2 separate regions of the Mus musculus genome follow, and region 2 is linked to region 1. A link is a contact called in ENCODE Hi-C or POLR2A ChIA-PET data. All regions are on one chromosome and are shown on one strand. Each heading gives the region's core, a stretch centred on a gene start or an enhancer-like site at or near the end of the contact. The rest is flanking DNA. Distances are from core to core; before and after follow the strand shown. Region 1 overlaps Arhgap17 (Rho GTPase activating protein 17). Region 2 holds the start of Arhgap17 (Rho GTPase activating protein 17).

Region 1 (6,914 bases), core at 4,341-6,840:
GAGGGCGCTTTACCAGAGTTGGGGCCAACCCCAGATTTACTATTTGTTTTCAGTCCACATCTTTAGAGATATTGTTTTAAGACAACTAGAGGCACAGATGTGAAAGTCCAGCTCAGGGAGGGCTAGAGCAGGAAGACTGTGAGTTCAAGGCTTGGAAGGGCTACAGAGCAAGTTCGAGGCCAGCCTGGGCAATGCAGTAAGGCCTTGTTGTAGAACATTCGCCCAGCACGCATGGAGCTTGGGATGGGATCCCTAGTTAGGGGGAGATATATTTTGTTACCTGTAGCAGATCTTCACTGAGGACTTCGGTCTTCTCAGCTCTATGGGAAAACATGAAGTTCAGAATTAGGCGTGCAGGAGAAGTAATCTGTGAATCTTAAAAATGGCTAACTGGGGATTTTTTAACCATACAGGCAGGAGGAAATTTACAGCACAGGGCAATGTAAGCAAAACCAAAGGAAAACAAACAGGCTGAACAGCAGCTAACACAGGAGCCCATGGTGCAGGACAGTGGCCCTCAGCCTGGAGCCTGCTATGGAGGTCACTCACAGTCTTTCTCCAGGGCTGGCCACACAGCATTCTAGACTGACTCCGTGTATGGAGTACGACCCTGAATTACAGAGGTCTACACAGGCCATACTTTAAGAAACAACTCCTTTCTGAAGGCTTAATTAACTTCAGATCCGGAAATGATCACAGCTAAGTTTTCACAGCCAGACTTATGGAGAAAAACTGGCCCTAAATCTGTGAAACTTAGGCATCACACCATAGCAGGAAACATTCCTTTCTTTAATTTTTTTTTCCTTTCTTTAATTTTAAATGGAAAGAAAGGTATTTCCCAGCTTTCTCTTTGCAGTGCTTAGATCAACTACTGGATTTGCTGAACTTCACAGAGAACAGGATGTGGCCAGCTATCGGAAGCAGGGCAAGTCTAGGCTGCTGGAGTACAAAGCTGAAGAAAACTGCCCAGAGACCCAATTGCTCAAGGGTGTTTGCCATTATTAGGAAGGTGGTCTTCAGTAGGTCGGGCTGGGTTGGAGGAGGTAGGCCATTCGGCATACCCTTGGATAAGATTCCCTGTCTCTTGTGGTTTGGACCATGAAGTGACCAGGCTTGTTTGTTTCCCCATGACATTCTGTGCAACCACGGTGTAAAATGACAGAGCCAAGCAACCATGGATCAAAACCTCTGGAGCCAGGAGCTAAAATAACTCTTTCTTCCTTATTTGCTTAACATGGATGCAGCATGCATGTATGTGTGTGTATGTACATGTGTGTGTGCATGTGTGTATATGTTTCCCAAGAGTGTTCTCACATGTGCACAGGTGCACATACATGTATGTAGGTATGTATGCATGTGAAACCCAGAGGTTGATGCCTGGTGTCTTCCTCAGTTGCTCCCCATCGCATACACTGAAGCAGAGACTGCCACTTGAAGCCAGAGCTTACCAACCCCGCTAATCTAGCTAGTCATCTCGTGTTCATCCCATGTGAGGCCACCACACTTACCTGCTTTTTCACCTGAGTGCTGGGGACCTGAGGTCTGGTCCTCACAATCTTATGGCAAGCACTTTACCCACTGAGCCATCTCACAACCCACCCTGTCCTCAAGTGCCAAGTACTTGGTCACAAGTGGAGAATGCTTTTCTCTGCAGTTCATAGGGCTACTTATTGACATATAAAACCCTAAATTACTAAAGTCTCAAGTGTTATTTTGGACTTGTGGTTCAACTAGTGATTTGAGAAGTTGTTTGTGATACCTACCAAATTTCCATTAAAAATGAACAAGGAGAGTTTTAAGGAGAGAGAAAAGCTGAATAGTTAGGAGAGGCCCCAAATGAACTAGAAACCCGAGGACCTCCTGAAGACAGGATCTCACTATGTAACACTATCTGGCCTATAACTTATTATGTAGACCACATTGGCCTCAAATTTTGGGATCCACCTGCCTCTGCCTCCCAAATATTGGGGGTGGGGTGTTAAAGGTATGTTTCACACACCTAGAAGAAATGACTTTTTAACAAATGATGGTAGAATGCAGGGCTGCGTAATCTTAACCCAGAACTAATACAAGAGAAGAAAAAGCTGTAAAAGTGAAGGGAACCCTTAGAATGACCTGGACACCCCAGCTCAGAGCGGCACCACCTGTGGGCAAGGGAGAGAAGTGTCTGGCCATCTAGCCTACGCTTACAGTGGGGGCATGGTTATCAAAATGGCATTGCTACACAAAATGCCAACACCAGGTGTCACACAGTGCCCCAATTAAACTGGAGATACCTCGGGGAATGGCTCGCTCACCAGATCCTGCAGGTTAGCACAGACCAGGCCTTCTCAAACGAGAGGAGCAGAGGTTGGGGGAGCCAAGGCCCCAGTCAGCAGAAGTGGAACTCGGAACTCTGTGAGAGAATTCCACAGCAGCCGCTGACACTGCCCTCTTAGTCTTGCCTTGAGTAGTGTGGACACTGACGTGCCAACACTGGTAATCATGTCAGCCAGGGAAGTGTGGCGGGGGCCCACTGACCAGGAGATGAAACTCACACTCCAGAAGGAAGCCTGGAGTTACTCTTGAGGGACTCACAAACACATTAAGGCACCCAGAGCCCTCCATGCCTCTCATGGAGAGCCACAAGCCTCTCTCCATCCTGGATTGTATAACCTTTTCTTTTTCCTGTCTAATCAGGGCCCAGAAATCAGCACAGGGCCTCATAAGCTTCTGTCTGTACCTACTTCAACTCTGAAGCTGCTTAGTCCCAAGGCCTATTAAACATTCTCATAAACCTAAAAGGAAGAGAACAAAGGTGAAGAACAAACCTGTCAGCTTAAGACAGAGAAAACTTAACACACTACAAGCAGAGGGAACTTGTCCTACAGTTCCACTGTGGGCATGAGAGGCAGCTCCAAGGGATGCTTTAGCTGGTCCAGGAGAACTGACTGTGTGCAGTTCTTCCCAATTCCTGTTCACTGACCCCCTATGGGTGCCTTGAGGTAGAATATTAGGGCTGGATATAGCTCAGAAATAAAACACGGCACGTGTGAGGCCTAAAATCGGCTCCTAGGACTGAAAGGAGAAAACCAGGAAAACAAATATAATGCAACCACCACAAACAGTTCAGATTATTGCCTTTTAAATCTCTGGTTGTTTACATTGTTTTGTTTTGAGACAGAATCTCATGTAGCCCAGGCTGGCCTTATTATGCAGTTAAGTATGATTCTGAATTTTTGGTTCTTCTGCTTCTATCTCGTAAGCACGGAACTATAGAGGTATACTATCATACTGGCCTTTTGTAAGTTTGTAAACACAGTAATATAATAACCACAGTAAAATTAAGCAAATATAAACTCAAAGCAAGTAGTAACCTAAAAAAAAAAAAAAAACCTAAAAACTAAAGGTCCATAGACAGTCATAACACACTTCTATACTGAGCTGCAAATAAGTAGTTTTAATAACTTAGATATCAAATAGTAATACAGCCAAAAATTGTACCATGACTGTATTGGAAGAATGGTGGAATAGAAGTAGGGAGAAGTTCTACAAGTCAAAGAATAACAGCTTATACATATTGTTTACAAACATAGATATTTAGTAGCTATCAGAAAAAAATAGCTATAATTCCTTACTAGCTGCTACTAGGGAACATACTATAACTACACATATACAGTACGTGTAGACAGACTGTCTGTCTGTCTGTCTGTCTGTCTGTCTATCCTGTCTGTGTATGTGTGTCTCTGTGTGTGTTGTGTTATGGATCAGATTCAGGGTTTTGCAATTAGACAAACAATTTATCAATAAACTGTAACCCTCACCCAAATTGTGTGTGAGGGGGCAGAGGTAGAGGTCAGGTGTGCTCTTTAACCTCCACCTTATTTTCTGGGATGGGAGCTATCCAATTCTGCCAGACTGGCTGGCCTGCCACCCCCACCTCCACAGCACCGGCTTTTTCCATACGGGGAAATCAAACTCAGGACCTCATGCTTGCTTGCATGGCAAGTGCTTTAAAGACTGAGCCATCTCACAGCCCACCCACCCAACAGTGTAAAAACAGCCTGTTACTTACATTTTTACACCATGAGCCTTATATTGTTAGAATTACCTGTTACTTAAGGCAAATGGTATAACTATTAATCTCTTCAAAAGCTAGAAGAGTATCAAAATACTTAAACTCTCAAAGTATCCAAAACAGAAAGGAAATCTAAAATATTAGTATCCTTTCCCAAATTAACTTTTGCTTTAAATTAATCATTTGCTTCAAATTTAGAGGTGGGACTGTGGAGATGGCTCAGAGGTTAAGGACAGAGGTCTGGGTTCAATTCCCCCATAACACCTAAAACTCCAGTTCCAAGGGATCCAATGCCCTTTTCTGACCTTCTCAGGTACCAGGCATGCACATGATACACAGATAGACATATATGCAAAAACACTCACACACATAAAATAAAAATAAATTTAAAACGAATGACTGAATTAAGAGACATCTGCTCTGTAAAGGTACTGGAAGCCATGAAATATAATGACCACATTACATTAAACTGTTAACAGAATACTGTTTAAAAATGAATCTGCAGGCTGGGCAGTGGTGGTGCACGCCTTTAATCCCAGCACTTGGGAGGCAGAGGCAGGTGGATTTCTCAGTTCGAGGCCAGCCTAGTCTACAGAATGAGTTCCAGGACAGCCAGAGCTACACAGAGAAACCCTGTCTCGAAAAACCAAAAATAAATAAATTAAAAAAAAAAAAGGATTCTGCCTGTATTGCCTTTGTGGATATTTCTTATTACATTCATATAACTGCTTTTAGAAAACAAATCACTGTGGATCTTAATCAGATACTGGGGATACTGAAATTATTAAAAATTACCTATAAACTAGGAAACATTGTTTTAAACTGCTAAATTCCGATTATGAATTGTAATTGGGAAGTGGATAGCTCTTTCTACAGAGTCTCTGCTGGCTGTGTGGAGAATCACTACTGTCCTCACCACCAGATACAGTTCCAGTGACCCAGCCTGCCCTCTTCACTATGATGGTTCACCACTTTTTAAGCTCAACTGCTGCTCATTTGTGTATATTGCTAACATCACACGTGTGTGTAAGACACTTAAACTTTATTTATACTACCCCAAGATAGAGCCTCTCACCCTCTTCATGGCTCCTTCCTATTTCCTAACAGTCTCTTTTCTATTTTTAGTAACTATTTTTAAAGTACTCATCTTTACCAGAGGTGTAAAATTCCTACCAAGGAAAGGCTGGCAGTTCTTCAGAATACTGGCCGAGGTGCACACTCTGTAAGGAAGGAAACCCAGTAGAAAAGCTTGCTGAATTCCTAAGCTGTAGTATGTCATTGACTACAGTGCTTTCCACAAGGTGAATGTAGACTGTTAACTGACTGGCTGTCTCCAGTTTTAACTTGTTAGAACAAAGATTAGGACAATGGATTGAATGAAGATACCTAAAGGTGGGAATAAAAGACAATGGTAGAAAACAAGCCCCTTGTAAAACATTTGCTAAGCAAGAGTTTCGAGCCAGACATCTTGCTACAGACTTCAACTCTGTACCCTTAGAGTCTCTTTGTGTCCAAAGTTCTGTGCTTCAAAGTACACTTCAAAGTTTCCTGTGCCTAATTAGGAGAACAATAGCATCAGGAAGGACCTGCCCACTTGCCATGTCACTCTGGGGCTTGTTGTTTCCTATGCAGGCCACTTTGCAGTCCCTCAAAGCATTTACATATGGCTTACTCCACACAGAATATTTGCTATCATTTATTTATTTATTTGAGAGAGACAGAGAGAGATATGCATTTGTGCACACATATATGTATATGGAAGCAAGAGAAGAGAGAGACAAAGAGGCAGGCATGTGTGCACACACACGTACACATACATATATGGAAGTCAGAAAGGCCGTCAGGTAGGTGTCCTCTATCACTCTGAGATTGGGTCTCTTACTCAACCTAGAGGTCACTGCTTTGGTTGGGGTGGCTGGCAGTTAAACTCCAGGAATCTGTAGGTCTCTGTGCCCCGTTGCAGGAGTTACATACTTACGTGGGTGCTAGGGATTGAAACCAAGCTCAAGCTTGTTCATCAAGTGTTCTAATCTGCTTAGCCCTATCCCACCCCAACCTCCCACCACCTCCCCAGGTAGGATTTTTCTTGTAGTTTTTCTAAAGCCCTAAGATGTCTCCCTGGAACTCTCAAGTCCTCAGAGCAGCACTGTGGCTCCCTTCACTCCCTTCACTGTGGCTTCCCTGTCCCTGGACGAGGTCTGGGGACATTCAGCCATCCGCTTATCTTTCATTCAGCCTACTTACTGAGCAAGGAGAAAACATAAGTATTTCCAAACTGGTTGTGAGCCACCATGCGGGTGCTGAACTCAGGACCTCTGGAAGAACAGCCAGTGTTTTTAACCGCTGAGTCATCCATCTCTCCAGCTCCTAGTACTTCCAAACTGGATCATTCAACTTAGAAAAGCAGAGTTTTGTAGTGCACAGTAGCCTCAAAGGGAAAGCTCTAGCTGGTTTGACAATCCTCCCATGGACTGACTCGTGGGCTGACTTATAGCAAAGCTACTGTCATGGTGGCACCTGCACAACAAATGCCACTGTTGAAAATGCCCATGCAGTCTCCAAGATGATCACTACTACATAAACAGGTGCCTAGAACATCTGCCACGGGACCCCCAGGGCTTCCTGGTCAGACTAGAGACCCAGAAGTCCATCCACACCATCATAGTAAGCTGTGTGCTGCCGTCAGTGACCACTGCTGGCCAGACTGAGGCACTCTAGCATCTGAGAGCAAGCAGCCATCCCTCCTCCTGAGCACCGAGTGCAGAATTTACCTGCCATGCAGCAGGGACTGGGGAGATCCTCACTGTATGACGGACGGGTGCCACCAAAACCTGACTTTTACTTCAAAAGAGGCAGT
Region 2 (6,928 bases), core at 3,503-6,002, 33 kb after region 1:
CTAAACCTCGGCACAAATGTGGCTGGTGCTGTATAATTCTTTGTTGTTGGCACTGTTCAGCACGCATGTCAGCAAAAGATGCCAGCAGCAACTCCCGCCCCACCTACCCAAATTATGACCATCAAGAAGGCTGGAATGTGGCTCTGTGATAGAGCATCTGTCCTAAGAAAGGCATCTAGATACCGCCTAGGGTCCCCTGAGGAAACACAGCCTCAGGTAGCAAGCCCGCTATTACAGTAACACCCAACTCACAGCTCCCAAGATTTGATGGAGGCAGCACTAAAAATGAATCAAATACCATGCATGTCTGCTTTGAGGTCAGAACCTGGTTTGGATCCACAACTCTGTCATGTTCCAGCTCTGTGACCTCTCTGATCTCTGGCTTCCTTATTGTTCAATTAGGAATAAACAACACCACCCCAGAGCTGCCCGGAGAATGCTGTGAGTTCCTTATGAGAAGTGCATCAGCTTAATGATCACGGAAGATGTTCAAGACATTTGTTCATAAACACGCCACCTTTCCTGGTGAAGAGTTCTGTGGTTAGAAATATATGGGCTGCAGAGGCGGAAGGCCCACACCATGTCCTGTGTGGGTCACCGAGTAGATGTGCCAGCCTGGCAAATCATTTGTCCTTCTTCATAAAATATAAATGGTAGTCACTGTGGGTGAGAACCAGGCCAGGTGCTGAGGCACAGCCCTTGGTAAGACACGCCGCTGTAGAAAGGCGAGATGATTACTGTGTCCCTATGAAAGATCTCAGCAGTGAGAATGAGCTCTCCACAGAGCCAGAGAACCAATGGCACCATGGGGTCAGGTAAAGAAGGAATCAGGAAGTGGAAACTTGCAGGTCCTCTCAGATAAGCAGTTGCCAACACAGCCACAGACCACATCTAGCCTCAAAAATTTTTGAGTAGTGTAATGTTGTAATACTGCTGTGCTTGCTTGAGTTAAATATCAGCTAATGTTCCCTTAAATTTACATTTTAGGCACTCCAGAGGTTGGGACCCATTATTAGAACATGGCCCTTCAGGTTCTCTGTGGTCCTTCCCTGGACCTTGACTTGCCAAATGAAAGCACTCAGAACAACTCCTGAGACTCTCAGGGCAGACTCTCTGCCAGGGATGTACTCCTGACCCACAGCAGCTCCTAACTTCACACTCCTTATCCTCCTGTCCAGTCTCCTCTATCCAGACAACACTTGCCCACCATCACCCCTGACTCCCTGCTGCACCATCTGCCCTCTCTAGATTATCTGAAGCCAAGAGTGAGAGAATGCTTCTCCTTTTCCACAACCAGACTGCAAAAGCTCAGCAGGGCTTTTCTTGCTTAACTGATCGGTGTCTGCCCATTCTCCTTCTGCTGGTAATAGTGCCCCAGTTTACCGTAGGGAACCAGCACTCCTCCACTCTCTATTTGGGTGGGGTTGAGTCCATTTCATTTCCCATGAAAGGCATGTGACCCAGAAACAAGAGCCAATCCGGGGACTTTGGCCACAGTCACACAGTATTCTTTTCCTCTGAGACTTGCGCTGAGGATAATGGAAATCTGTGAACACGGTTTGTCTAAAGAGTGAACCATCCAGAATGCCCTCAGATCCAGCACTGGGAAGGCTGGGGCAGGAGGACTGGGAATTCTGGGCCATACAGTGAGATTGTCTCAAACAAAAGCCGTCCTATGCCTAGACTCCTGCTCACAGGCCAACGAATTCTTTTCTGCTCGGGTACCTTGAATTATGTTTTTTTTCTTCACCAGAAGAGACCTAATTGGTATCAGCAAGTCTGAAAGAAGTTGGAGAGGGCAAGAGAGCACAGGCCCTGCTCACACCTCCCAAGAGCAGCTGTTCTGAGCGTCTCCGTGCAGTGGCAGGCAGGCTCTCCTCCGTGCACTGCCATCCTTCTGCAAGTGCTTATTTTATGTGTATAATGACTTGGGGTTTGCCCATCTCCTCCATGTATCTACTGGGAAGCTCCAGGGCAGAGATCTCGTTTGTATTCTTGGTCTTTGATTCTTTAATATCGCACAGTGGTGTACAGTGTAGCCTCACTCAGTGCTCACTGAATATGAGACTCAACAAAGAGCAGGTGACAAAAACATCCACCCCACTACATTGCCCACACTGTGAGACCACCCCATAAGCCTTGCCCACAGACTCATCCATCCACCCTCTGCACACAAAGTGCATCATGTTAGCTCATCCTTTCTAGGCATTACTAATCCTCAACCATGCCAGGCCCATGAAACTTCTCGGGGGAATTACTCACGAGCATTCCATCCTAGCGAAATTCCTCACGGCAAGATAGCACCTAGAACTCCACAAACTGATAACTGTAGTCGATTACACAGATAAACTCCTCCTCTATCCAGATCACAGCTGGGAGAAATCTGTGCTAGAAAAGCATTCTTCTTTGCCCAAAGACACCCACGATCTGCTTCTGATGGGAGTGTACCAACCATCTGGCTCACTGAATAATAATTCTCAGTTCTAGCCTCCATTTTTCTTCCTACCCCCTTAGGGTTACTTAAATAGGGAAAACTTGAGCTCGTGTGCGCGCGCACACACACATACACACGGGGGGGGGGGGGGGAGTTATCTAGGAAATCAACGACAAGAGAGCAACAGATTTTCAACCCAGTAAAAACAGATGTTCTGACTTTAGTCTCATGGCTACCACACCCTTACAGCTCTGTAATAGCTGCAGCTTCCCCTGGCATCCAGCAATAAAGACTTTCAAACAGAGTCAAAGGTCAGGGCCAGAATTACTGTCCCAGTATGAATCACTACCACTCCATCCTGTTCATATTTTCCCAAACTTAATTCCGCAGCACCAGGCAATGCAGGACAAGCTGGAGTCCCAGAATTGACAATTTTGACAGGTCATCTGTCCTGGGATGGGAGTCACACACAGACCCTGGGAATCCAAGACTCATAGGAAAGACTCTCCCGGTGCTCAAATAGCCAACACGAGCAGGTAAAGAGGACGTTTGAAGATAGAAAGCAGGTAGCGCATGGCCTCAAGACGGTGCCCATCCAAGACATCAAGGATCTTCTAAGGACATGGAGACTGAGAGAAGTGAAGAGCATGAAAGGTTATCTATCGGCCAGGTGTGGTAAGAGAGGCTTATGGGAATTCCAGGAAGAGGTTAACATATAAGAAACATAGGCCTCCTGTGGGAACTGAAAGTGGGCAAGTCTGGCCAGAATGTAAAACTAGGAAGAGAGACTAAGGAGAAGCAGGGGCCCACAAAACCCTAACCAGCTTTCAAGGCAGAAAGCTCTCAAGACTTTGCATAAAACCAGCAACTTTCCCTTGTCCCACACAGGACGAAACCTAATCAATAACAAATCTAACAAAGGCATTGTGGCAGCCACTAAGTTTTGATTCTGCCATGCATATCTGCAAGGAGTACAAGACTCACAAGAAAATTATCACTTCTCATCATATTTCTTGTTCATGCCATTAGGATTACTCGCCTTGACCCTAGTCTTTCTCTAACTCTACACGCAACAAAAAACTAGGCATGTGTGGGTTTAAGGGGCAGGGACTGAGTCTGGATAGAGGATACCAAGATTACATGATGGAGGGATTTTTCTTCCCTTCTATTTTTCTTTTTAGAAATTCAATAACAAAACTTAGCAAAAGGTTGGGGGAAATGAAACATTGTAAAAAGCAAATTTAGAAAACCCAAGAGGAAGTAAAAGTATTTTCGTACACATAAAAAAAGAAGTGTCTCACGTGCTTCAACCAAACCAAACTGTCCTTAACTGCTAAGGGAGGAGGGTAACAGCAAGAGCTGTGAAAAACCCATCTATCTTCGTGCAGAATAACCAGCAAATTGGTTCGGCAAAGCTATCCGCCCTGCAAGACCTTGAAATATTTGTTCCAGATAGCACAGCACATGACAACAGCCTCCTGAAAGCTCTAAAAACCGCAAATCGTTCCTGTTCTACAGCCTACTCATCTACTGTCCCTCCTGTATTCTTTCATTAAAAAAAAAAAAAATCAGTTTCTTGTCAAGCACTCACTCAGTGTCAGAAAATACCACATCCAAGGTGAGATGAGAAAAGGCATCCTTTTCGCTTTCCAAACCTCTAGACCTCAAGAACTCACAGCAAACTCCCAAAAGCCTGGATTTTGAGACTGCAGTTCTCGATTCCTTCACAGAGGGGAGGGGGGCTGAACTTAACTGGGCAAGCCACAGTAGCCTAACACCCCTTAGGTTCCCAGTGACCAGCAAGCTCTTCTAGGAGGAAGGCTGCAACAGCGGATCAGCGGGGAGAGCCTGAGAACACCGGCCCCAAAGCTGCGCGCCTGGCACTGCGAGAGGCACACAAGTTTACGGAGTTTTCGCACCAGGCGGCGAGCTCCGGCTGGCGGGGACAGGGAGGAGTAAAGACCCTCGTGAGTCTCCCGAGGACGATGCTCCTCCGGCCAGGACAATGGGCAGCGCCCAAGCCGTAGCTAGGCGCAGACCCCCGCCCCGCGGGGCCCAAGGCCGGGCCGCGCCCGGCTCTCCCCGCTCCCCGGCTCCTCGCGCGCAGGACCGGCCCGCCCCCCGCGCGCCCCCCGCCGGCGCGACCCGCGCACTCGCCTGCCGACAGTCTGATTGGCCAGCTGCTTCATGCGGTTGAATTGCTTCTTCATGGCGGCGGCGGCGGTGGCGGCGCGGCAGGCGGGCGGAGGAGAACTGGGGACCGTCTGGCGGGTCCTACCTACATCGCTTCCCGGCCCCGGAGGCGGTGACGGAGGCTACAATTCGGCCCCGCCCCTCGCCGCGTCACTTCCAGCGTCGCCGCCCGCCCCTACCACGAGTTGGGCCGAGCCTAGCCGAAAGAGGCCGAAACCAGAGAGGTGGAACAGGTGCGGACGGACCCAACATGGGCGGAGTTAAGTGGTTCAGGGCGGGGACCAATGAGGCCGCGCCGAGGTGGGTAGAGCCGAGCCGAACAGGGTCGAAACTAGATAGGTGGAGCCGAGCTTGGTCCGGCCGAAACCGGAGAAGTCAGGCGTAGCTGGACGGAGCAGAGCTGGGCGAACTTGAGTGGAGCCGAACCAATCGGTGAGCGGAGAGGAATGGAGTTGAGCCAATCGGAGACGGACGAGAGTGGCTCTGCTAAGAAGAGCGGAGACTACCCCAGCCCGGCACCTGGACACAGCGGTTCTGAATTAGAGCTGGGCAGGATGGGCCGAGCAGAGCCAAACTTAGCTACCTACTCTAGTGGTGACAACTAGAACGCAAGTGAGCCTCGCAGATCCTGGTCCGGTCCGGCAAGGCGGAACACAGGGATGGGGTCTTGTCCAGTCGGACCCGGAGTCAGGCCAGCCCGGGAAGGGGTTTGGGGGGAGAAGAGTCCGGCCAAGCCGAGCGGAATAGTAGTCCTAGACGAGTGATGCCCGGTCAAGTGAAGGCGAACTGAAACGAGCTGAGGTTAAGCTGAGCGAGTGGACCTAACCTATAGCGGCGGGTCAGACCAGGGTTTATCCTAACCTAGCAGGAGTGAGCTGAAGCAGATCTATAGGGTGAACCAGCTCCGCGCCCTCAGTACTTGAACTGGTCCATGGGAAAGGCCAAAAGAGTAGGGTCAATCAGATGAGGACCCCCAGACTCCCCAGCCAAAGGAGACTGGCCTTCCCTAGGCCCCTGCACTGATGGGCCTCTGAGTCCCCGCTGCCATAAATGACCGCGAGGTTCTGATTCCCAGCCCTACAGTAACAGGCTGGGGAACTTGGTGGGATCATTTCGCATTGCTGAGCCCTTTCGTCCAACTGAGCCAAGTTAGTTTTATGACCCGCAGCCATGTCCTCCTGACTTGGCAGCCTTGGCTCCACACAACATTCCCTGTGCCCCGTGGGCTAAGGCATCCTTTACAGGCTGTGCGATGGTTTAAAGTGTCAACGTGACAGAATCTAGAATCACCTTGGAAACAAATCTCTGTGTGTGTCTGTGAAGAAGTTTCTACATCAGGTTAATTGACGTGGGAAGATCCACTCTAAATGTGGGCCACAGCATTCCATCATCTGTGGCCCCAGACCGCAGAAAACTAGCTGAGTTAGGAGCTTTCGTCTCCTTCTGCTTTCTGAACGTGGAGGCAGTGTGGTCTTCCTGCGAGCTGCCTCAAAAAACTGTCTATTGCAGTGCCTTCCCCATCATGGTAAACATCCCTTCCTAGAACTGGAAGCTGGTTTAAATCCTTCCTCCCTCACATTGCTTCTTGTCCTGCATTTTCTTAAAACAGAGAGCAAAATAACTAATGCAGGATGCATCTTGAGCTCAAAGAACAAGAAAATTAAAAATCTGTAGCGATTACAACACAAGTGTGGACCCTCAAGTCAGGCAGCAAACTGCAAGTCACCAACATTAATTACAACAGGAAGTGTTGAAATAAGGCTTTGTTTTGGTTTGGGTTTTTGTTTTGTTTTGTTTTGTTTTGTTTTTGAGGAGTCTCATAGCTGAGAATGGCCTTAAATTACTGATCCTCCTGCCTCCACCGGCCAAATGCTAGAATTACAGGCTTGTGGCACCCCGTCCAACAAGATTTATTAAAGCAAGACAGACAGGACTTCAAGACCATTTGCCAAACCTGAGTCAGCCATTGAGTCACTACATTCAGATGCTACCATGAAACTAGACAGTGGCGACATAGGCCTGAAAACCCAGCTACTCAGGAGGCTGACACAGAAGGATCACAAATTCCAGGTCAGCCTGGGCTACAGAAAGCAGTAAAAGAACAATGCAGAACAGATGTTGTCATCCTATCAGGGAACACTGTACAGACTTCATTCAGTTCCTGTACCAGTCATGCGCTAGCTTACCAAGTGGATGGCGTGGATTTTAATGTCAATTCGGTCACAACATGGACAAGTCAAAGTTTTAAGACGTGAGTGTGGAGCTGATCCTTATGGAGTGTTGCTCAGACTTGCCGGGTAG

The links. A loop is a pair of places that touch in the nucleus more often than their neighbours do. ChIA-PET counts read pairs that join two places held with the same protein, here RNA polymerase II (POLR2A).
Region 2: a loop to region 1 is called in a map of heart, with 2.8 times the contacts of the local background. The contact joins the promoter of Arhgap17 here to the enhancer-like site in region 1. A Hi-C loop is called at or near these places in 18 of 37 maps with a recorded cell type or tissue (T-helper 1 cell, T-helper 17 cell, adrenal gland and 5 more). POLR2A ChIA-PET finds 5 or more read pairs at or near these places in 5 of 5 experiments (Patski and embryonic stem cell).

What each region holds. Positions count from the first base shown.
Region 1 is chr7:123,330,946-123,337,859 of GRCm38, forward strand. Arhgap17 (Rho GTPase activating protein 17) reads right to left here. Exons shown (of 20, transcript NM_144529.2): 2 at 281-320. Among named protein-coding and RNA genes, the nearest start is that of Arhgap17, 36 kb to the right of the region's middle. Within about 2 kb of position 5,591, at least 1 of the 3 ENCODE cell types and tissues checked has a DNase peak (open chromatin) inside an H3K27ac peak, as active enhancers do; it is heart, where a contact is called at or near this core.
Region 2 is chr7:123,365,163-123,372,090 of GRCm38, forward strand. Arhgap17 (Rho GTPase activating protein 17) reads right to left here and starts at 4,753. Exons shown (of 20, transcript NM_144529.2): 1 at 4,592-4,753. The coding sequence starts at 4,644.